Linked DNA regions of Homo sapiens: region 2 is linked to region 1. Evidence: read pairs that join two places in POLR2A ChIA-PET (ENCODE). Cell type or tissue: MCF 10A. All regions are shown on one strand. Each heading gives the region's core, and the rest is flanking DNA. Links, peaks and the distances in the headings are about the cores only.

Region 1 (10,553 bases), core at 3,541-8,540:
TCTTCTGCAGCTTCCTTACCTCTCTCTGCCTTCACAGAATTGAAGAGAGTTGGGGCCTTGCTCTGGATTAGGCTTTGGTTTAAGGGAATGTTATGGCTGGTTTGCAGACCACTCAAATTTTCTCCATATCAGCAGTAAGGCTGTTGTTTCACTTTCCTATCATGTTTGTGTTTACTAGAGTAGCACTTTTAATTTTCTTCAGGAACTTTTACTTTGCATTCACAACTTGGCTAACTTGTACGAGAGACGTAGTTTTTTAGCCTATCTCAACTTTTGACATTCTTGCCCACTGAACTTATTTCTACTTTTTGGTTTAAAGTTAGAGACATGCAACTCTTCCTTTCACTTGAACACTTAGAGGCCATTATAAATTGGTCTAATTTCTTTTTTTTTTTTTCCTTTTTTTTTTTTTCAAGACGGAGTCTTGCTCTGTTGCCTAGGCTGGAGTGCAGTGGCATGATCTCGGCGTACTGCAACCTCTGCCTCCCAGGTTCAAGCAATTCTACTGCCTCAGCCTCCTGAGTAGCTGGGATTACAGGTATGCACCACCACACCCAGCTAATTTTTGTATTTTTAGTAGAAACGGGGTTTCACCATGTTGGCGAGGCTGGTCTCGAACTCCTGACCATGTGATCTGTCCACCTCGGCCTCACAAAGTGCTGAGATTACAGGCGTGAGCCACTGTGCCCAGTTTTGGCCTAATTTCAGTATTGTTGTGTCTCAAGGAATAGGCTTGAGGAGAGGGAGTGAGACAGGGAAACAGCTGATCAGTGGAGTGGTCATGATTAATTTTGCTGTCTCCTATGGCGCAGTTTGTGGCGCCCCAAAACAATGACAGTAGTGACATCAAAGATCACTGATCACAGATCACCATAATAGATATGATAACAATTAAAAAGTTTGAAATATTGTGAGAATTACCACAAGGTGACACAGAAACATGAAGTGAGCACTTGATGGAAAAATGGTGCTAGCCAGGTGCGGTGGTTCACACCCGTAATACCAACATTTTGGGAGGCTGAAGTGGGCAGATCGCTTTGAGCTCAGGAGTTTGAGAGCAGCCTGGGCAACATGGTGAAACCACTTCTCTACAAAAAAATACAAAAATTAGCCGGGGGTGATGGCACACACGTGTGGTCCCAGCTACTCAGGAGGCTAAGGCTGGAGGATTGCTTGAACCTGAGAGGTGGAGGTTGCAGTGAGCTGAGATCATGCCACTGCACTCCAGCCTGGGCAATAGAGTGAGACTTTGTCTCAAAAAAAAAAAAAAAAAGAAAAGAAAAGTGGTGCTGATAGACTTGCTCAATGTAGGGTTGCCACAAACCTTCAATTTGTGAAAAACACAGCGTCTGCAAAGCACAGTAAAGCAAAGAATAATAAAACAACATGTACTTATACTATTATTGACTAACCTAAAGAGAGTTAATCTTGCAAAAGCTGAGGTCTCTCTATTGCTTTTTTAAAAAAAGTTTATAGATTTGGAGGGTACAAGTGCAGTTCTTCCATGGATATATTGCCTAGTGGTGAAGTCTGGGCTTCCAGTGTAACCATCACCTGAATAGCATACATGACATGGGACCCAATAGGTAGTATTCCACCTTTTGGAGTCTCCAGAATATATTATTCCATTCGGTATGTCCATGTGTACCATTGTTTAGCTCCCGCTTACAATGAGAACATAGGGTTTTTGGCTTTCTGTTTTTAAGTCATTTCACTTAGGATAACGACCTCCAGTTCCAACCATGTTGCTGCAAAATACATGATTTTATTCTTCTTTATGGCTAAGTAGTATTCCATGGTATATCTATACCACATTTTAAAAACTCCAGTCATCCATTGATGGACACTTAGGTTGATTCCATGATTTTGCTATTGTGAATAGTGCTACAATAAATATATGGAGTGCAAGTGTCTTTTTGATAGAATGATTTCTTTTCCTTTGGGTAGATACCCAGTAGTGGGATTGCTGGATTGAAGTATAGTTCTACTTGTAGTTCTTTGAGAAATTTCTATACTGTTTTTCGTAGAGGTTGTGCTAACTTACATTTCCACCAACAGTGAATAAGTGTTCCCTTTTCTCTGCATCCTTGCCAACATCAGTTGGTTTTTTTTTTTTTTTTTTTTTTTTTTTGCATTTCTCTGATGATTAGTGATTGGACCATTTATTCATATGTTTGTTAGCCACCTATGTGTCATCTTTGGAAAATGTCTGTTCATGTTCTTAGCCTACTTTTTAAATTTTTTTTTTTTAAAGACAGGGTCTGGCTCTGTCATGTGGGCTGGAGTGCAGTGCTGTGATCTTGGCTCACTACAGCCTCAACCTCCCAGGCTCAGGCCATCTCTGGGCTGATAAGAGTCTATAGTTGTCACCAGTAAAGGAGAATTTGTATCCTGTCTTTAGGTAGAAAAGCAAGAGGATATGGAGAGCTTTTCCCCTATTCATTGCTTTAGGCTCAAAAATAATTTTTATGTCAGAGACATATTTTGGGGTGATATATCTTTTTCCTTTCCTTTTTCCTCATGGCAGAAGGCAAAGGAGAAACAGGCACCTTCCTCACAGGGTGGCAGGATGGAGTGAGTACAAGGAGAGGAAATGCCAGACGCTTATAAAATCATCAGATCTTGTGAGACTCACCATCACGAGAACAGCATGGGGGAAAATGCCTCCATGATCCGATTATCTCCGCCTGATCCTGCCCTTGACACGTAGGGATTTATGGGGATTACAATTCAAGATGAGATTTTGGGTAGGGACACAGCCAAACCATATCACTTGGGACTCAACCTCAAGATATCTCATTATATATATGCACATATTCTAAAATCTGAAAAAATTTTAAACCTGAAACACTTCAGGTCTCAAGTGTTTTGGATAAGGTATACTCAACCTGTGCTACTGCTGCTTCTCAGTGAATTACATGGCCATCTACCCAGTTACAGTTAAGCCTAAAACCTGGCAGCCGTTCTTTATTTTCTCCTTCTCTCTTATGTTGTATCCAAGTAATCTGCAAGCCCTGTTGATTCCCTCTTCAAACCATATCGTTAAGTTCTTCCACTTTTCTTTGTCTCCACTGCCACCATCCTATTCTAAGCCAACATGATCCCATTGCTGAACTACTGCATAGTTTTCTGCTTCTAATTTGGTTCTCAATGTAATTCATTTTTTTTCATGTAATAATGGTCTTTTAAAAAATGGAAATCAGCAGCCTGGCCAACATGGCAAAACCCCATCTCTACTAAAAATACAAAAATTAGCCAGGCATGGTGGTGCACACCTTGTAATCCCAGCTACCCAGGAGGCTGAGGCAGGAGAATCGCTTGAACCTGGGAGGTGGAGGTTGTAGTGAGCCAAGATCACGCCACTGCACCCCAGCCTGGGAGACAGAGCAAGACCCTGTCTCAAAAAAAAAAAAAAAATGGAGATCAGACCATATGGCCATCCTGCTTAAAACTGTTCACTGGATTTCCATTGCACTTGGAATAGAATCCTAAATCCCTAAGCACTTGATTTGGCCAGCCCCTGTCTACCTTACTTTGTTTCATGCTCATCTTTTGACTTCCGTAACAGTAGCCACACTTCTTATTTCCTGTACATACCAGGTTCTTTTCCTACCTCAGAGTTTTTGCATTGAACTTGCTACATTGTCTACTCAGAATGCCCCCGCTCCTCCTCATCTTTGCTTAGATTCTTCTTTTGCTTCTGGCCTTAGTTTGTCACGTTCATTAAAGTAATGCACTTTTCCACCTCAGCCTATTAAAGAGATTTGCAAAAACTGAAAATGCTACTCTTATCTTCTTAATTCTTTTTTGAAAATAGTTTTCTTTTTGGTAAAAATATGTTATTAACATAATGGGTTTATTGTTATTTTAGAATTAATAGGTATTCAAATTTCTCATTAAAATTTCAGGTTTAATTTCAAATATAGTAAATACTGATAGCTATAACATAAACAAAAGGCCTTTGGAGACCTTAGTAATTTTAATTTTTAATTATGACAAAGTATCAGAATTTACTATTTTAACTATTCGTAGATGTACAGTTTAGTAGGATTAAATATATTCATAATGTTGTATAGCCATCCATTTGCAGAACTAGACTTCCAGAACTAGAAAAATTCTAAATATTTCATGTAAGTAGAATTATATAATATTTGCCTTGATGTGTCTGGCTTATTTCACTTAGCATCATATTTTCAAGGCCCATCTACATTGTAGCATATATCAACATTTCATTCTTTTTATGGCTAAATAATACTTCATTATATGTATAGACCACCTTTTGTTTATCCATTTATCTCCTCTTTATTCCAAATTATGCTATAAGTAATTGAAAATGTAACTACTAATTATTGGTAATTTAAATAGAAGATTTATTGATTAAATAGTAAACCATATGGTATAGAGTCTACATATGGATAGAATGTGGATGATGAAGATCCTTTCCCATACCTTTTTTTCTATAATCCGGAGAATGAGATATTCAATCTGGTATTTGAAATTCTTAGTCATAATTGTGGTAACCTTTAGTCATCTAACTCTTTTATTTGTCCCTTGATGTTGAAAGTACTGGCTTTATAAAGGATAATTTTATTGAAAACATAAGCTTTGTTATTTTAAATAGTTAATAATTACCTACATTAAAGTTATTCTTTCTCTAATAAGGTTAAGTTACCATTTTATTTTTCAATTTTCTCTAAGGCTGTTTCAGTCCTGTCATCCTATTATCTTACCCTGTTACTTATATTGACCTAGAACAGGGGCTGGTACATAGTAGGTGCTTAATAAATATTTATTGAGTGAATGAGTGTTCTCAGATACACAGTTAAACAAACACTCTTTTTTTTGTTTTTTTTGAGATGGAGTCTCGCTCTGTCGCCCAGGCTGGAGTGCAGTGGCGCGATCTTGGCTCACTGCAAGCTGCACCTCCTGGGTTCATGCCTTTCTCCTGCCTCAGCCTCCCGAGTAGCTGGGACTACAGGCGCCCGCCACCATGCCGGGCTAATTTTTTGTATTTTTTGTAGAGGTGGGGTTTCACTGTGTTAGCCAGGAGGATGGTCTCGATCTCCTGACCTTGTGATACACCCACCTCTGCCTCCCAAAGTGCTGGGATTACAGGCGTGAGCCACCGCCCCTGGCCTACAAACGCTCTTTAATATTATTTTTGTAGATCATACATTAAAGTCATGTATTATTTGTAGGTTTTACTAGTTTAATTCTCATAAAGTACTATCATTTTCAGGTTTTTAAATTTTCTTTAACTTTGTTCCTGTTTATTAACAAAGATTGGGCTTTTTGCTTTAAAAACTTTTAACACTCAGGCTGGGCATGGTGGCTCATGCCTGTAATCCTAGCACTTTGGGAGGCTGAGGCAGGTGGATCACGAGGTCAGGAGTTTGAGACCAGCCTGGCCAACATAGTGAAACCCCGTCTCTTCTAAAAATACAAAAAATTAGCTGGGCGTGGTGGCGGGCGCCTGTAATCGCAGTCACCTGGGAGGCTGAGGCAGGATAATCACTTGAACCCGTGAGGTAGAGGTTGCAGTGAGCCGAGATCGCGCCACTGCCTTCCAGCCTGGGCGACAGAGCGAGACTCCGTCTCAAAAAATAAATAAGTAAATAAAAATAAATAAGTAAATAAACTTTTAACACTCAAAAGTTTTCAACACTATATTGCCATGTTTTTAACCTTTATTAAGCTATAGAGCCAGATTGTTAGCAAAGGCAGTTATTTCTTGGCTTCTGTGCTCATGAATCAGATCACAGCTATTTCTTTGACTTTGGCTTTGTGGTTTCTTGAACTATTTAAGTGATGTAAAAGATGAGTCTTGTTAGGCGTTTCCTTTCTTTTAAAAGTGTATTTCGTGTTTTATTGTAAACAGATTTTCTCCAAGGAAACTTTTCTCTCTAGTCTCACCTCATCATCTCCCTATAAAATAGAGATATATTAACTTCTACATTGTTTTATTATTAGGCTATTTGTTATACATATATATGTTGGTTTTTATTTTACTTACATTTTAAAAGTGTTCTCAGAGATTTTGAAGTAACTCCATTCTGACTCAGTCTTTTGCGGATTGCTGGAAATTTTCCTTTAGGTCACTCTCCACCCACTTTGGGAATTGTGAATGCTCACCATTTTATTGGTTCCCTCTGGCCACTGAGTACATGAGTAAATGTCACATGCATGTGGTATTGCTTGTCAGAGAATGGAATTCTAAGACTTCCTCTTTACACAGAACAGTTTAACTTTTGTGCTTCTGGGCAGAGGTATGGTCCTTGGGACAGTTCTCCTTCCACCTAATAGTTATGGCAGAGATCAGGACACTTCACTTTGCTGCCTGTGCACTGAGGCCTCAGAATCTGCTCTACCCGACTTAACAGGTATGGTTCAGAGTTGATAGTTTCAGGGAGGCTTGATAACCACATTAATCAAGTGTGAATGAAGATTTCAAAAAATTCATCTTATCTGCTACTGTTTTTGTCTTCATTCTTGGTCAGTGAAAGTTTGTGTGCTTTCTTGGGGGAATATCTCATAGTAGGATCTCAATAAATACTGAATGGAAGAATGTATGGATAATATGTAGTATTTTGTAATAATAAGATATAGATGGCTTGATGTGAAGAACTTAAGCTATATTGAAAACTGTTGAATAATTTACCTTACATAATTTTTAAAAGAAGTTATTAAAACTTATTAGCTTCTTAGAGAATATACAGTCAGATAAAGTAGAATTCTGGCAAGATAATGTTTATAAAATACTTGAAAATGCCTAAACTAAAAATTTGTAATATTAATTTCTCCTATTACTACCTGACAAATTTCTAATTAAACTGATAAAAGTTACTGAATGACTAACTGGTGAAAAGTATTTTTAATAAAATTAAACATGAAGCTTAGGAATTTTCTCAATTTCAGTTTTATTATTTTGGGTTTTAACTTTTTCAATCATGATAATTTACTTTGTACAAGTGGCTATTCTGTTTTGCTTTATTTTTGTTGTAGCCTGCAACTGTAGCAATAGAAAAAAAATGCCTTTTTTAAATTGTGATAATATATTTCTGTTATCTAGGTTCTTTACATGTGAGTGAAAATCAGTCTTCTCTTATCCCATCTTAAATCTCTGATCTACCTCTATAGCAGTGAATAATGGAAGATAAGTTAACTTGATATCTAAGTTACCTAATTTATAGTAGTCATTTCATTTTGTTCAAAAATAAACCATTCCCAGCCCACACACTTGCATTTGGGCGTATACAGTACATCTGAATCATCCAGACATGTCTGTCTTAACCAATGAGGAAAGTGACATAGACTATAGCTACTGGGTAACACTGACATTTACTTGCTCTTCCCACAGGCTTTTGTTTTCTTTTGTTTTTGCCTTTATCCCTTATCTTGTTCCCCCTCATTTAGTTCCCTTACTCTTTATGATTCAAAATATGTTCGTTCTTAGCTTCAGAAAAATGTTAGGGTGTTTTTCTCTTTGAAAAAGTTTTCCTTTTGTTTGGTGCTAATGGGTAGAATGGTGTTTAAGTGGATATCCTGTGCAGACAGATTGTGCAGGAAATTGACCCTAAGTTCTTTGAGAACAAAAGAGGAGTGGGAAGAAAGAAGAAAGGAAGGAAATAAGATCTTTTGACTCAACCAAAAAGACCGTAAAACCAGAGACGGGAAGAAGGGGAATGGGGAATAAGAAGGATTGTTTTCTAAGTTGTGGTTCTTTTAGTACTTTGGCCTCAAAAATTACTTTTATCCTATAGTTATTACTTTACATATTTCAGAAATATAATATTGTTTGGCCTGCATATATCTTCTAAATTTACATAAAATCGTGCTGTAGATCTCATTCTGTTTTCTCCTTTTGTCAGATAACACAACTTTCAGGAAGTTGACTTGTCTTTAAGAGTCCTCTTTTGGGTTCAGAGTTTCCCCTTATTATAAACATGTCCTTGCGTATTGACAGTCTGTCACTCTACTGTCATCAGTGCAGAATTCCTATTAATCTAATTTTTTTTTTTCTTAAAGACAGGGTTTTGTTCTATTGTCTAGATTGGAGTACAATGGTGTGATCTTGGCTCACTGCAGGCTCAACCTCCCAGGCTCAGACAATCCTACCTCAGCTTCCTGGGTAGCTGGGACTACAGTTGTGTGCCACTATGCCCAGCCAATACTTAATTTTTTTTTTTTTTTTTTTTTTGAGACAGAGTCTTGCTTTGTCACCCAAGTTGGAGTGCAGCAGTCTGATCTCAGTTCACTGCAACCTCTGCCTCCCGGGTTCAAGCAATTCTCCTGCCTCAGCCTCCCGAGTAGTTGGGATTACAGGCACCCGCCACCACACCCAGTCAGGGTTTTGCCATGTTGGCCAGACTGGTCTCGAACTCCTGACCTCAGGTGATCCACCTCGGCCTCCCAAAGTGCTGGGATTACAGACGCTAGCCACCACACCTGATGAAGTCTCATGATGTTGCCCAGGCTGGTCTTGAACTCCTGGCCTCAAGTGATCCTCCCGCCTTGGCTTCTCAAAGTGCTGAGATTATAGGCATGAGCTACTGTGCCTGGCCTGCGTTCATCCAGTTTAAATGTTTATCTAATTTTAAGTCTGAAACCTTGCCAGACTCTAGAGTTTTGTTTTATATTCTTTCCTCTCATAGCATCCTCTGTGAGTAAGGATGTATACATAGTTCATTCATTCAGCAAATCTTTTTTGAGAGCCTCTTATATGTAGACACTGTTCTGGAGTCACTGTTCAGTGAACAAAACAGACAACAATCCTGGTCCTCATAAAACTTACATTTTAGCAAGGAGACTTAGATACATGAATATAATAATAAATAAGTAAATTATACACTATGTTTGGTGGTAATAAGAGCTATGGAGATAAAATAAATCAGGAAAGGAGTCAGTGGGGGATGTGAGAGTGTTATCAAGAATAGATGTACTTTAAAATGGAATAATCAGAGAATGACATACTGAGAAGGTAACATTTGGTGAAATGTCATGGGGAAGAGTGTTTTAGGCAAAAGGAAAAGCCAGCGCAAAGGTCCTGAGGCAGAAGTGTGCCTGCTTTGTTCAAGCAATAGCATTGATGTCAGTGGCCAGAATAAGGTAGAGGAATAGCAGCAGGAGATGCTGGGCAAGACCAATTGTGAAGGACCTTGCAGGGCCTTTAAGGATTTTAGCTTTTACTCTAAAATGGGGAACCTTTGAAGAGTCTTGAACAGAGGAGTAGCAATCTGACTTATGCTCTGAAAGATGGCTGGTATGTTGAGAATAAACAGTAGGGAACAAGCACGGAAGCATGGAAATCAGGAGTCTAGTGAAATAGTCTACATCAGTGGTCCCAACCTTTTTGGCACCAGGGACCAGTTTCATGGAAGTCAATTTTTTCACAGACTGGGTGGGGAGCGGTGGTTTCACATGAAACTGTTCCACCTCAGATCATCAGGCATTAGATTATCATAAGGAGCATTCAACCTAGATCCCTTGCTTGAGCAGTTCACAGTAGGTTTCAGCTCCTGTGAGAATCAAATGCCTCCACTAATCTGACGGGAGGTGGAGCTCAAGCGGTAATGCTCGCTGGCCCGCTGCTCACCTGCTGCTGTGTGGCCCAGTTCCTAACAGGCCACAGACCTGTCTGTGGCCCAGGGGTTGGGGTCCCCTTACCTAGATGATGGTGGTCATGAAGTGGTACTGAATGAGAAGTGGTTAGATTCTGGATATATTTTTGAAGGCAGTGCCAATGGAATTTCTGAGTGAATTGGATGTTGTTTGTGAGAGCAAGAAGGGAGCTGTGTCCGGAATTGGTGGGTTCTTGGTCTCACTGACTTCAAGAATGAAGCCGCAGACCCTCGCGGTGAGTGCTACAGCTCTTAAGGTGGCGTGTCTGGAGTTTGTTCCTTCTGATGTTCAGATGTGTTCGGAGTTTCTTCCTTCTGGTGAGTTCGTGGTCTCGCTGGCTCAGGAGTGAAGCTGCAGACCTTTGCAGTGAGTGTTACAGCTCTTAAGGTAGCGCGTTTGGAGTTGTTCGTTCCTCCCGGTGGGCTCGTGGTCTTGCTGGCTTCAGGAGTGAAGCTGCAGATCTTTGCGGTGAGTGTTACGGCTCATAAAAGCAGTGTGGACCCAAAGAGTGAGCAGTAGCAAGATTTATTGCAAAGAGCGAAAGAACAAAGCTTCCACAGTGTGGAAGGGGACCCGAGTGGGTTGCCACTGCTGGGTGGGTGGCCTGCCCCGCGGGAAGGCAGCTAAGGCCCAGCGAGAAATTGAGCGCAGCACCGGTGGGCTGGCACTGCTGGGGGACCCAGTAGATCCTCCACAGCCGCTGGCCCAGGTGCTAAGTCCCTCATTGCCCGGGGCTGACAGGGCTGGCTGGCTGCTCCGAGTGTGAGTGCGGGGCCCGCCAAGCCCACGCCCACCCGGAACTCCAGCTGGCCCGCAAGCGCGGCAGGCAGCCCCGGTTCCTGCTGGCGCCTCTCCCTCCACACCTCCCTGCAAGCTTGAGGGAGTGGGCTCCGGCCTTGGCCAGCCCAGAAAGGGGCTCCCACAGTGCAGCGGTG
Region 2 (10,553 bases), core at 2,615-7,614, 83 kb after region 1:
ATGTTAACAGTAGTGACCTAGGGCCTGGAAAATTCTGTACTCCAAGGAAGCGTTCTATTTAGTAAATATTTATTAAATGCAACTAAAAGTGTGGCACTACACCTGTAATCCCAGCACTTTGAGAGGTCGAGGCAAGCAGAGCACTTGAGGTCAGGAGTTCAAGACCAGCCTGGCCAAAATGGCGAAACCCTGTCTCTACTAAAAATACAAAATTAGCGAGTGCCTGTAGTCCCAGCTACTCAGGAGGCTGAGGGTGGAGAATCGCTTGAACCCAGGAGACAGAAGTTGCAGTGAGCTGAGATTGTGCCACTGCACTCCAGCCTGGGCAACAGAGCAAAACTCCGTCTCAAAAAAACTTAAAAAAAAAAAGTGTGGCACTAAACCGGCCACCACAGAGAATGCAGAATATGAAATGGAAATACAATGTGCTCTCCAAATAGCTCAGGCCTAAAAAAATAAGGACATTCTATTTATTCAAAATGAATAAACATTTTTTATTCAAGATAAAAGTAACTTGTTGTTATATATAAAATCCACACTAGGCAACAGCTCTTCTTCCCATGACAGCAAAAGTATGGACCTAGACAAACACAAAAATAGCAAAACATCCTACCAAATAAATTAATTTTTTAATTGCAGGAACCTTTGGATAGAATAAATTTAACGACAAATTCCACACTCTATTACATCTGTATTTCTCAAGCTTCTAAACACCAAATATCATAGCCAAGAAAGAACGATGTAGGTAGTAACAAATGAATAACCCTGGTTTTCCAGTTGTCTGAGAAGAGGCTCATAGAGTCTTAGACTCCTTGGAAGAACCACTTTTCCATTTTTTGAAGTACTGAGATCCCTGAGAGTGGAGAGAAGGACAGGTACCAATAGCAAAGACTCCAAGTGGAAAAAAGAAGGATGTTGCCTATCAATTGCATTCTGGATATTCTCCAGGATGCTCTGGAAAATGCCCTTCTTTCATATACAGAAACCCCTCCCTGACAAGGACAGTCCTGCTGGTCTCACCTTTTGGCATTATCAAGAAGGATGAGCATACTAGCGCCTTCATCATCTTGAAAGCTCTCATAGTGATGGCGGTCAGCATTGCCAATCAGGTAATCAAAGACAGCTGTGTCAATGATGTCCAAGAGGCGCGGGCCAGAGTCATAAGGGGACGTTTTCTTCACAGCATCACAGTAGCTCTCATCATACTCCCACCTGGAGACAAGCAGCATCACAGCACTGAGTGACAACACTGTACCTGGCACTGTTACACACAAAGAGAAGACAGAGTTCCTACCTACCGGTTTGCCCCTGACTCCACAGTTCTTTTCACTCTTGGACAGAACTGCTGGCTCCTTTACAGAGTTGGCACCTGGCTAGGCACAGGGGAGAATTAAGTAATGGCTCATAGGAGCATTTACCTGGCCAATTTGCCTTCTCGGTAAGTCCTGCCCCATGGGTGACGGTGCTTCTGCAGAGGCCACACATCTGGAAGCCAAAGTGTGACAGATCCCTCCATTATGTCTCCATCAGCACAAGCTGGTTCTGTTTCTCGGCAGTAATAGCACTTCCCATAAAAACAAGTATTGTTTCCTAAAGGACAGAAAGGAGCCAAATACACTTAAGGAAATAACGAAGACTCCAAGTTCTCTCCCAAATAATGCAGAACAGAGTAGCTAAGTAAATAAGCATGGTGAAAACAAAGACCCTGAGTTTACTATATTTCAAACATTTATTTTCCTGTATAGGTAATAAAAAAGCACACGGTGTAAAAAAAATTTAAAAAGTACAAAAGGATATACACCCAAAAGTAAGTTGCCCTTGCCTCCTGTGTCCTTTCTACCCAGTCTCACTCTCTGGTGTCAACTACCATCACCAGTATCCTTCAAATTCACTTTTTGTTTGTTTTGTTTTTGTTGTTGTTGTTGTTTTGAGACAGGGTCTGGCTTTGTCATCCAAGCTGGAGTGCAGTGGCGTGATCTCAGCTCACTGCAACCTCTGCCTCTGGGGCTCAAGCCATCCTTCCATCTCAGCCTCCTGAGTAGCTGGAACTATAGGTATATGCCTCCATGCCCAGCTAATTTTTGTATTTTCCTGGTAGAGATGGGGTTTCGCCATGTTGGCCTGGCTGGGCTCAAACTCCTGGACTCAAGTGATCTTCTTACTTCAGCCTCTCAAAATGCTGGGATTATAGGCATGAGCCACCATGTCTGGCCTCTAAACTCACTATTTTATTTTTTTTTGAGACTGAGTCTTGCTCTGTCGCCCAGGCTAGAGTGCAGTGGCAAGATCTTGGCTCACTGCAACCTCTGCCTCCCAGGTTCAAGCAATTCTTCCGTCTCAGCCTCCTGAGTAGCTAGGATTACAGGCGCATGCCACCATGCTTGGCTAATTTTTGTATTTGTAGTAGAGACAGGGTTTCACCATTTGGTCAGGCTGGTCTCAAAACTCCTGACCTCAGGTGATCCGCCCACCTCAGCCTCCCAAAGTGCTGGGATTACAGGTGTGAGCTACCGCGCCCGGCCTGAACTCACTTTAATTAAAGGAAAGTAACATCCTCCTCTTCTTCATTAGGGCTGAGATCTTGGCCAGAGTGCCCAGGGGAGGGCAAAAGAGGTCATGTACTAGGCCAAGTGTGGCCAAGAGTTTGGTTACATAGAGGGGTAGGTATAGAGGAAGGGGGGAAGTTGAGCAAATAAGTAGACAGACTGAGTGTAACAGTAACCAGGCTTCTCACCAGTGGAGAAGAGAGTTAAACATACAGAAAGAGAGAAAGCCAGGATAAATCCTGCAGTGGTGAATTAGAATTGGAAATACTAGTTTGAATTGATGGGTGTTTTTTTTTGTTTGTTTTTTGTTTTTCTTTTTTTGAGATGGAGTCTCGCTCTGTTGCCCAGGCTAGAATGCAGTGGCATGATCTTGGCTCACTGAAACCTCCGCCTCCCGGGTTCAAGCAATTCTCCTGCCTCAGCCTCCCGAGTAGCTGGGACTACAGGCGCCCACCACCATGCCAGCTAGTTTTTGTATTTTTATTAGAGATGGGGTTTCACCATATTGGACAGGCTGGTCTCAGAACTCCTGACCTCATGATCCACCCACCTCAGCCTCCCAGAGTGCTGGGATTACAGGTGTGAGCCACTGCGCCAGGCCTGAATTGATGGTTTTAATACACACAGATTCAGAAAAAGATACAGATGTATCTTGTGTGTATGTATGCACACATATACATATATTTCCCACCTCTGTCCTTCAAGAGAACATGGAAACAATGACACCCAGGAAGTAATGAGCACACCTAGCGCCCACAGGGTAGTTCCTAAATACCATTTTAGTACCACATTAAAAGGAATTAAGGAGTAGTGGTGTGCACCTGTAATTCCAACTACTTGGAAGGCTGAGGCAGGAGGATCGCTGAAACCTGAGAGGCAAAGTTTGCAATAAGCCGAGATTGCGCCACTGCACTCCAGCCTGGGAGACAGAGCAAAACTCCATCTCAAAAAAAAAAGGAACTAGGGTTCCTTTTAATGATCCTGGACCACAGTGTTATGCCAGTTGCAAGAAAGTGCTTGGAGAATGATGGGACCATTCCAAAATGACACAGGAACTAGTTTGTAGAGGTTCCCACCGGCCAAATGTGGAACAGTTTAAGCATCCAAATAATTATAATGGTCATAAATTGTAGCTCATAGTGAGTTCATGGTGATATAAATAAGCACATGAATGTGTGGAGGCAGGGGAGTTCTACCCTTCAACAGAATGACAACTAATAGGTCTAGAAGCAACGATAGAATGAAAAAAATCATCATTTGATGACCAGGAACTGTGGCTCACATCTGTAATCCCAGCACTTTGGGAGGCCAAGGGAGAAGGATCACTTGAGCCCAGGAATTCGAGACCAGCCTGGACAACACAATGAAACCTTGTCTCTATAAAACTAAAAGTAAAAACATTAGCCAGGCATGGTGACTCATGCCTGTAGTCCAAGCTACTCAGGAGGCTGAGGTAGGAGGATTGCTTGAGACCAGGAGATTAGGCTGCTGTGGGCCATCATCGTGCCACTGCACTCCAGCCTGGGTGACAGGGTGAGACTCTGTCTCAAAAAAATAAAAATACAAAAATCATCACTTGGTGATACTGCTGAGAGAGAGCATTTCAAAAAAAAAATCACCATTTGGCAACTATCATACTAAGTGAACTCCTGATCACTTGAGGTCAGGAATTTGAGACCAGCCTGGCCAACATGGCGAAACCCTGTCTCTACTAAAAATACAAAATTAGCTGGGAGCAGTGATGTGCACCTGTAATTCCAAATACTCGGAAGGCTGAGGCGAGAGGATCACTGGAATCTGAGAGGCAAAGGTTGCAGTAAGCCGAGATTGTGCCACTGCACTCCAGCCTGGGTGACACAGCAAAACTCCATCTCAAAAAAAAAAAAAAAAAAAATTCGACAAAGAGTATTTACATCTCATGTCACAAAAGACTATATGCCCTAGGGATGAACTCCTATACGTCAGTAAGACCAATGACACAGCAGAAAATGAGCAAAGGATATGCAAAGACAGTTAACAGAAAATACAAATAGCTCTCAAACAAAAAGATGCTTCATATGAAATACACAAAACCAAAAGTTTAATAACATATTGTTGGTGAAGCTAGCAGAAAGAGTCACTCTTATATATTTCTATGGGAATATAAACTGGTTAAACATCTATATAGGATAATGTGGCCACACCTATCAAAACTTAAAATGCACGTGCCTTTTGACCTAGCACTCCCATTTCTAGAAATACTTGCTCATGTGTGAAATAATATATATGGGTGGTCCCCAACCATTTTGGTACTGGGGACTGGTTTAGTGGAAGACAATTTTCCACAGACAGGGGTTGGGGACTGGGTGGGAATGGTTTCAGGATGAAACTGCTCCATGTCAGATCATCAGGTATTAGATTCTCATAAGGAACGTGCAGCCTAGATCCTTCACATGTGCAGTTCACAATAGGGCTTGTGCTCCTATGAGAATATAATGCTGCCACTGATCTGACAAGGAGCTGGTGCTGAGGCGGTAATGCTCGCTCACCCCTCACCTCATGCTGTGCAACCCAGTTCCTACCACGCCACAGACTGGTACTATTCCGCAGCCCAGGGGTTGGGGACCCCTGACATATATACAAGGTAATTCTGGGCAACACTGGTTGTAAAAACAAAATATTGGAACAACATTTAAGTCCAATAAAATTCTGGTTATATGAATTATGGTAGACCCAAATAATGGAACACTTTGCAGTGTGAAACAACAAAACAATGAAGCTCTTTTGATGTGATACAGATTTCTAGAATCTATTAAGTAAAAAAAGTAAGATGCAGAAGTATGCAAAGTGTGCCATATGTTGTATAAAATGGTAGAGATAAATAAAAAAATATATATATATTTCATACAAAAAGACATAAGGAAATTACTAGTTAAAGGTTGCCACTTGGAGAAAGGGGAAGGAACTAGACAGACGAGAAAATTTTTCATTGAATTTCACAGAATTTTTTTTTTTTTTTTGAGACATAATCTTGCTCTGTCTCCCAGGCTGGAGTGCAGTGGCATGATCTCGGCTCACTGCAACCTCCACTTCCCGGGTTCAAGTGATTTTCCTGCCTCAGCCTCCCAAGTAGTTGGGATTACAGACGTGCACCACCACACCCGGCTAATTTTTATATTTTTAGTAGAGATGAAATTTCATCATGTTGGCCAGGCTGGTCTCAAACTCCTGGCCTCATGTGATCCTCCTGCCTCAGCCTCCCAAAGTACTGGGGTTACAGGCGTCAGCCACCGCACCTGGCCTGAATTTCCCTGAATTTTGAATTGTGTGAATCCATTACTGATTCAAATAAAAATGTAAAGCCCTAAAACAAACAAAATACTGCCTGGTATAGGAAACCTGTTTCCTATAGGATACAATCCAAACTCTTGAGTTTGGTAAGTAAGAATCTTCATAACTAGAAGGGAGAATGTGGGGTCTGAGGTCAGGTTCCTGGGGTTAACATTTAGACTAGTTTAATGATGAGATTGCAAGACTCTGGGCATGTAATTTAGTCTCTCTAAGCAACTTCTGTAAAATGGAGACAACAATAGTACCTCCTCCACCACTGAGTTGTGAAGAGTGAATGAGGCAATCCATGGCAATGCTTAGCACAGTGCCTGACATATTGTCAGACACCAATCGATGCCAGCTACTTATTTTAATAACATGGTTCGATCTACCTTTCCAGAGTTCAATATCCCTGTTTCAGTACCATGAGCTGAGGCTCTGAACCTCTATTTCCTGGATTGCCAAACTTTTAAAAACTGGTTTTCTGATCAACTCAGTCTCCATGCTCTCCTTGGGTGAACTACCAACTGTGACAAGAATGTCTATGGCTTCAGCCAAGCCTTTTCTCCTAAACTGTAGGCTTTAGCTCCTAAATGATTAGTCTACACTTACTCCTGGATGTGCCTGTGAAGGAAACAAAATATCCAAGATTAAATTCATTATCTTTCTCTGCTCCACCTCCCTAAATATGCTCCTCTCCCTACATTCCTAAAATAGTTAACAGCTCCACTAATCATTTGTCATCCAATCCAGAAACCTAGGAGTCATTCTTAATTTTTTCTTCTCTCTCAATTGCTCTCCCAGCCCAAATGTTCACCAAATTCTTTCCATTCCAACTCTTGAATAGCCCTTAAATCTTTCTATTCCCTGTCCCTGCTTTAGTTCTCTTATTACATATGAATTCACAACACTCCCAGAGTGCTCTCAGCTCTTGATTCTCCCCTTCCCAATGCACCCTTGACAATGCTGCCACAATTCGCTCTTGAAATTCAAATCTGATTTTTCCATATTCAAACTCTTTTAATGGCTTTCTAGTGCCTAAAGAGAAAGTCTCTACTCCTAAGCATGGTACACAGGCCCTTCAGTGACACTGTCCTGACCAGCTGTCTTCCTCACTGGCCAGCCCCCACACATCCTTTCCTTCAGCTAAACAGCACAGTCTCCTGAGCTTGTTGCTCTTCTCTCATTGCTCATCACCCTTGTCCAGGCTCTGTCCTCTACCTGGAACAGGGTCAACTCATAGGGTCTGTAAGCTGGATGGGAACAAAATTACATCTTTATTTTCACTAACCTCTACTAAAAATTAGCATTTCCTTCTATTATGATGGCAGGGAGCAAACCGTCATATTTGTATTACATGTGACTTTGTCTCTACAAGAAATCACGGATTTTTCATATCATACTAGCATTGTTGCAGATAACCTCAAAATACTATTTATAATCATAGTTTGAAATCACAGTAGTGACTAATCTGATAGATCTTATTTAATGTGTTAAATAACAAAGCACATATTACTGTATCTAAATTTGCTTTTTAAAATTTTTGATACTGAAATTATACTTCAATATTATTGGTTTCATTTATAAGTCTATGTATTTTAATTTCTGTATGTATTTAAAACCTTTATTTTTAGAAAGGATCTGTAAGCTTTTCCAGACTGCCAAAGGTATCTATAGCACAAAAAATGTTAAATACAAACCTAAAATATTCTTTCCCACTGTATCTACCTAAGAGACTGCTATTTTCCCTTTAAGACTTGGTTAAAATATCACCTTCACGAATTATCACCTGGCCATAACTTCTTGGCCACCTCCCTATTCCCACCCCCACCCCAACAGTCCATAGCCCCTTTGTACATGTCTGGCTCCCGCACTAGACAAAGATCCTTGAAGATAAGAAGGTCATTCAGTTTTGCATATTCAGCACCTAGCTCAGTACCTGTCAAACAGAAGTGAAATAAAGTCGTACTGAATAAATAAAGACTATAAGCTAATGAAAGATTTTAGAGTCTTAAAATCTGAGTTTGGATCCTGGCTAACAATTAGTAGTTTTGTGACTTTGGGAAAGTCATTAGACACTTCTAAGCCTCCACTCTTAGGTATAAAATGTGGGTAACACCTCACCTACTTATTGCATGCTATTGTCAAAAGGATCAGATAAAGTAACAGTGTGAACATACTTGGGTAGGTTGCCGGGGCTACACAGATTTTAGTTATTCTTGTATTATAGGCCAACTTACTTAATAATACATTTTAAAAATTGCATCAAGAGAATGAAACAAGTTATACATTTGAAGAAAATATTTTTTTTTTTTTGAGATGGAGTCTCACTCTGTCGACCAGGCTGGAGTTACAGTGGCGTGATCTCAGCTTACTGCAACCTCTGTCTCCTGGGTTCAAGCAACTCTCCTGCCTCAGTCTCCCAAGTAGCTGTGATTACAGGTGTGTGCCACCATGCCCAGCTAATTTTCGTGTTTTTAGTAGAGACAGGGTTTCACCATATTGGCCAGGCTGGTCTCGAACTCCCGCCCTCAAGTGATCTGCCCACCTCGGCCTCCCAAAGTGCTGGCATTACAGGCATGAGCCACCGTGTCCAGCTGGAGAAAATATTTTCAAAAGACACATCTAACAAAGGACTTTCGGCCATACCATACCAAGAACTCCTAAAACTTGACAGTAAGAAAACAACCAACCTAACTTAAATATGAGCCAAAGACCTTAACAGACACCTCAGCAAAGATATACAGATGACAGAAAAACATATGTAAAGATGCTGTACATTATATGTCATCAGGGAGATGCAAACTAAAACAATGAGATACACCTACTAGATTAGAATAGTCAAAATCCAAAATATGACAACATCAAATGCTGCCAAGGATGAGGAGCAACAGGAACTCTCTCTTTGCTGGTGGGAATGCAAAATGGTACAGCCACTTTGGAAGACAATTTGGCAGTTTCTTACTAAATGTACTCTTACTATATGATCCAGAAATCACACTCCTTGGTATTTACCCAAAAGAGCTGAAAACTTATGTCAATACAAAAAGCTATACACAGATGTTTATGGCAGCTTTATTCACAACTGCCCAAACATGGAAGCAACCAAGATGCCATTCAATAGGTAAATGGATAAACTGTGGTACATCAGACAATGGAACATTAGTCAGCAATAACAAGAAATGATAAATCAAGCCATGCATGAAAAGACATGGAGGAATCTTAAATGTGTATTATTAAGTGAAAGAAACCACTCTGAAAAAGCTATATACTGTGATTCAACTATGTAACATTCTGGAAAAGGCAAAATTATGCAGACAGTAAAAAGATCAGTAGTTGCAAGGGGATTGGAGAGAGGGGTGGAGAATGATGAATAGGTGGAACATAGAGGATTTTTAGATCAGTGAAAATACTCTGTGTGATACTATAATGATGTATACATGTCATTATATATTTGTCCAAACCCACAGAATGTGCAACACCAAGAGTGAATGGGAATGTAAACTATGGAGTCTGGGTGATTATGATGTGTCAGTGTGGACTCATCAATTGTAACAACTGTACCACTGTGATGTGAGATGTTGATAATGGGGGAAACTATGCATGTGACGGGCAGCGGTTATTTGGGAAATCTCTGTACCTTCCTCTCAGTTTTGCTGTGAACCTAAAGCTGCTCTAAAAACAATAAAGTCTAAAAACACAACAATAACAACAAGGTTATGCTAAGGTCAGACGATTATTAAGAACTTTACCTCCAGCCAAATCCCTCTACCTATTACTTTCCAGTCTTTATGCCCTTGTTCTCATTAATATTCCCATTATTTTGCCAATGCCCTTTCCTCTTTGCTGCCTTGGTAACTCATACTGGTTCTTCAATACTCAGTTCAAGTGTTAATAACCTCCTCTACAAATCCTCTGCTTTTCCCTTACCCACACTTCATACAATGTGTGAGTTGACCATCTGTGAGCCTTTGAAGAGCAGGTACCCTGGCTTCTTCTTCTTGGACTCTTTCCCTCAATCCCAGCACCCACCAGGAATTCATGCTTGCTAAACATAAAACTGAACAACCAAAGGTGATTAGAAAATATCTGAAACAAATATCTGATACAATATCTAACATTGTATGCTTTTGGTTATCTATAAGAAAAGTATAGCCCAAGCCTTATAAGTTGAAATTCTGAATGATGAATCTGTCATAAGTCCTTTAAATATTCAGTTTTTCCTCATTTTAAATGTAAATCCACTCACTCTAGCAAAAAAAAGCAAGGTGAAGTTCATCTTGCAATGTCTGTTTCAACAGTCATGCCCTAATGCAGAGCACTGTATCACTGAAAAAGAGTCAAGGTGAAGAGGTGGAAACAAGAAACCACCGCACTTTTGAATTCTTCCCATTCTCATCTTGCTCACAACAACAGGAGTGAGAATTTTAGCTCAGATCTCTTACCTCAGAGTTAAGATAATGGAAAACAGAGGCCAGGGGCAACATAGCCAGTTCCAGGCACAATGAGTTATAGGTTAACCCTTGCAGAAGGAGTAGGCCTGTTGATCTTCCAGGTCCAAATACAACCTTACAAAATAATTTCTGAGCCTCCTAAAGAGTTGCCTTAAGATTTCCTCAATTCTAAGGAGATGGGAGACAGTTCCTGAGGAAACATATTATATATGTAAAAACAACTGAGCCAATGATATACAAACAA

The links. ChIA-PET counts read pairs that join two places held together with the same protein. Peaks named below come from ENCODE experiments on the same cell type or tissue, not always from the same donor. Only the 100,000 strongest peaks of a DNase experiment are listed, where the experiment ranks them.
Region 2: POLR2A ChIA-PET joins it to region 1 with 6 read pairs; 3 of 35 experiments call an interaction of 5 or more read pairs at or near these places.

Annotation. Positions count from the first base shown.
Region 1 is chr1:179,138,760-179,149,312 of GRCh38, reverse strand. The region is part of intron 1 of ABL2 (ABL proto-oncogene 2, non-receptor tyrosine kinase); the gene reads left to right. Among named protein-coding and RNA genes, the nearest start is that of TOR3A, 62 kb to the right of the region's middle. RefSeq lists enhancers at 5,471-6,670, 9,989-10,495. In MCF 10A, for the core only: no CTCF peak of the experiment used is centred there; DNase peaks (open chromatin) are centred at 5,762, 6,132 and 7,262.
Region 2 is chr1:179,054,964-179,065,516 of GRCh38, reverse strand. It overlaps FAM20B (FAM20B glycosaminoglycan xylosylkinase), which reads right to left. Exons shown (of 8, transcript NM_014864.4): 5 at 1,419-1,590; 6 at 1,021-1,212. Among named protein-coding and RNA genes, the nearest start is that of TOR3A, 22 kb to the left of the region's middle. In MCF 10A, for the core only: no CTCF peak of the experiment used is centred there; no DNase peak of the experiment used is centred there.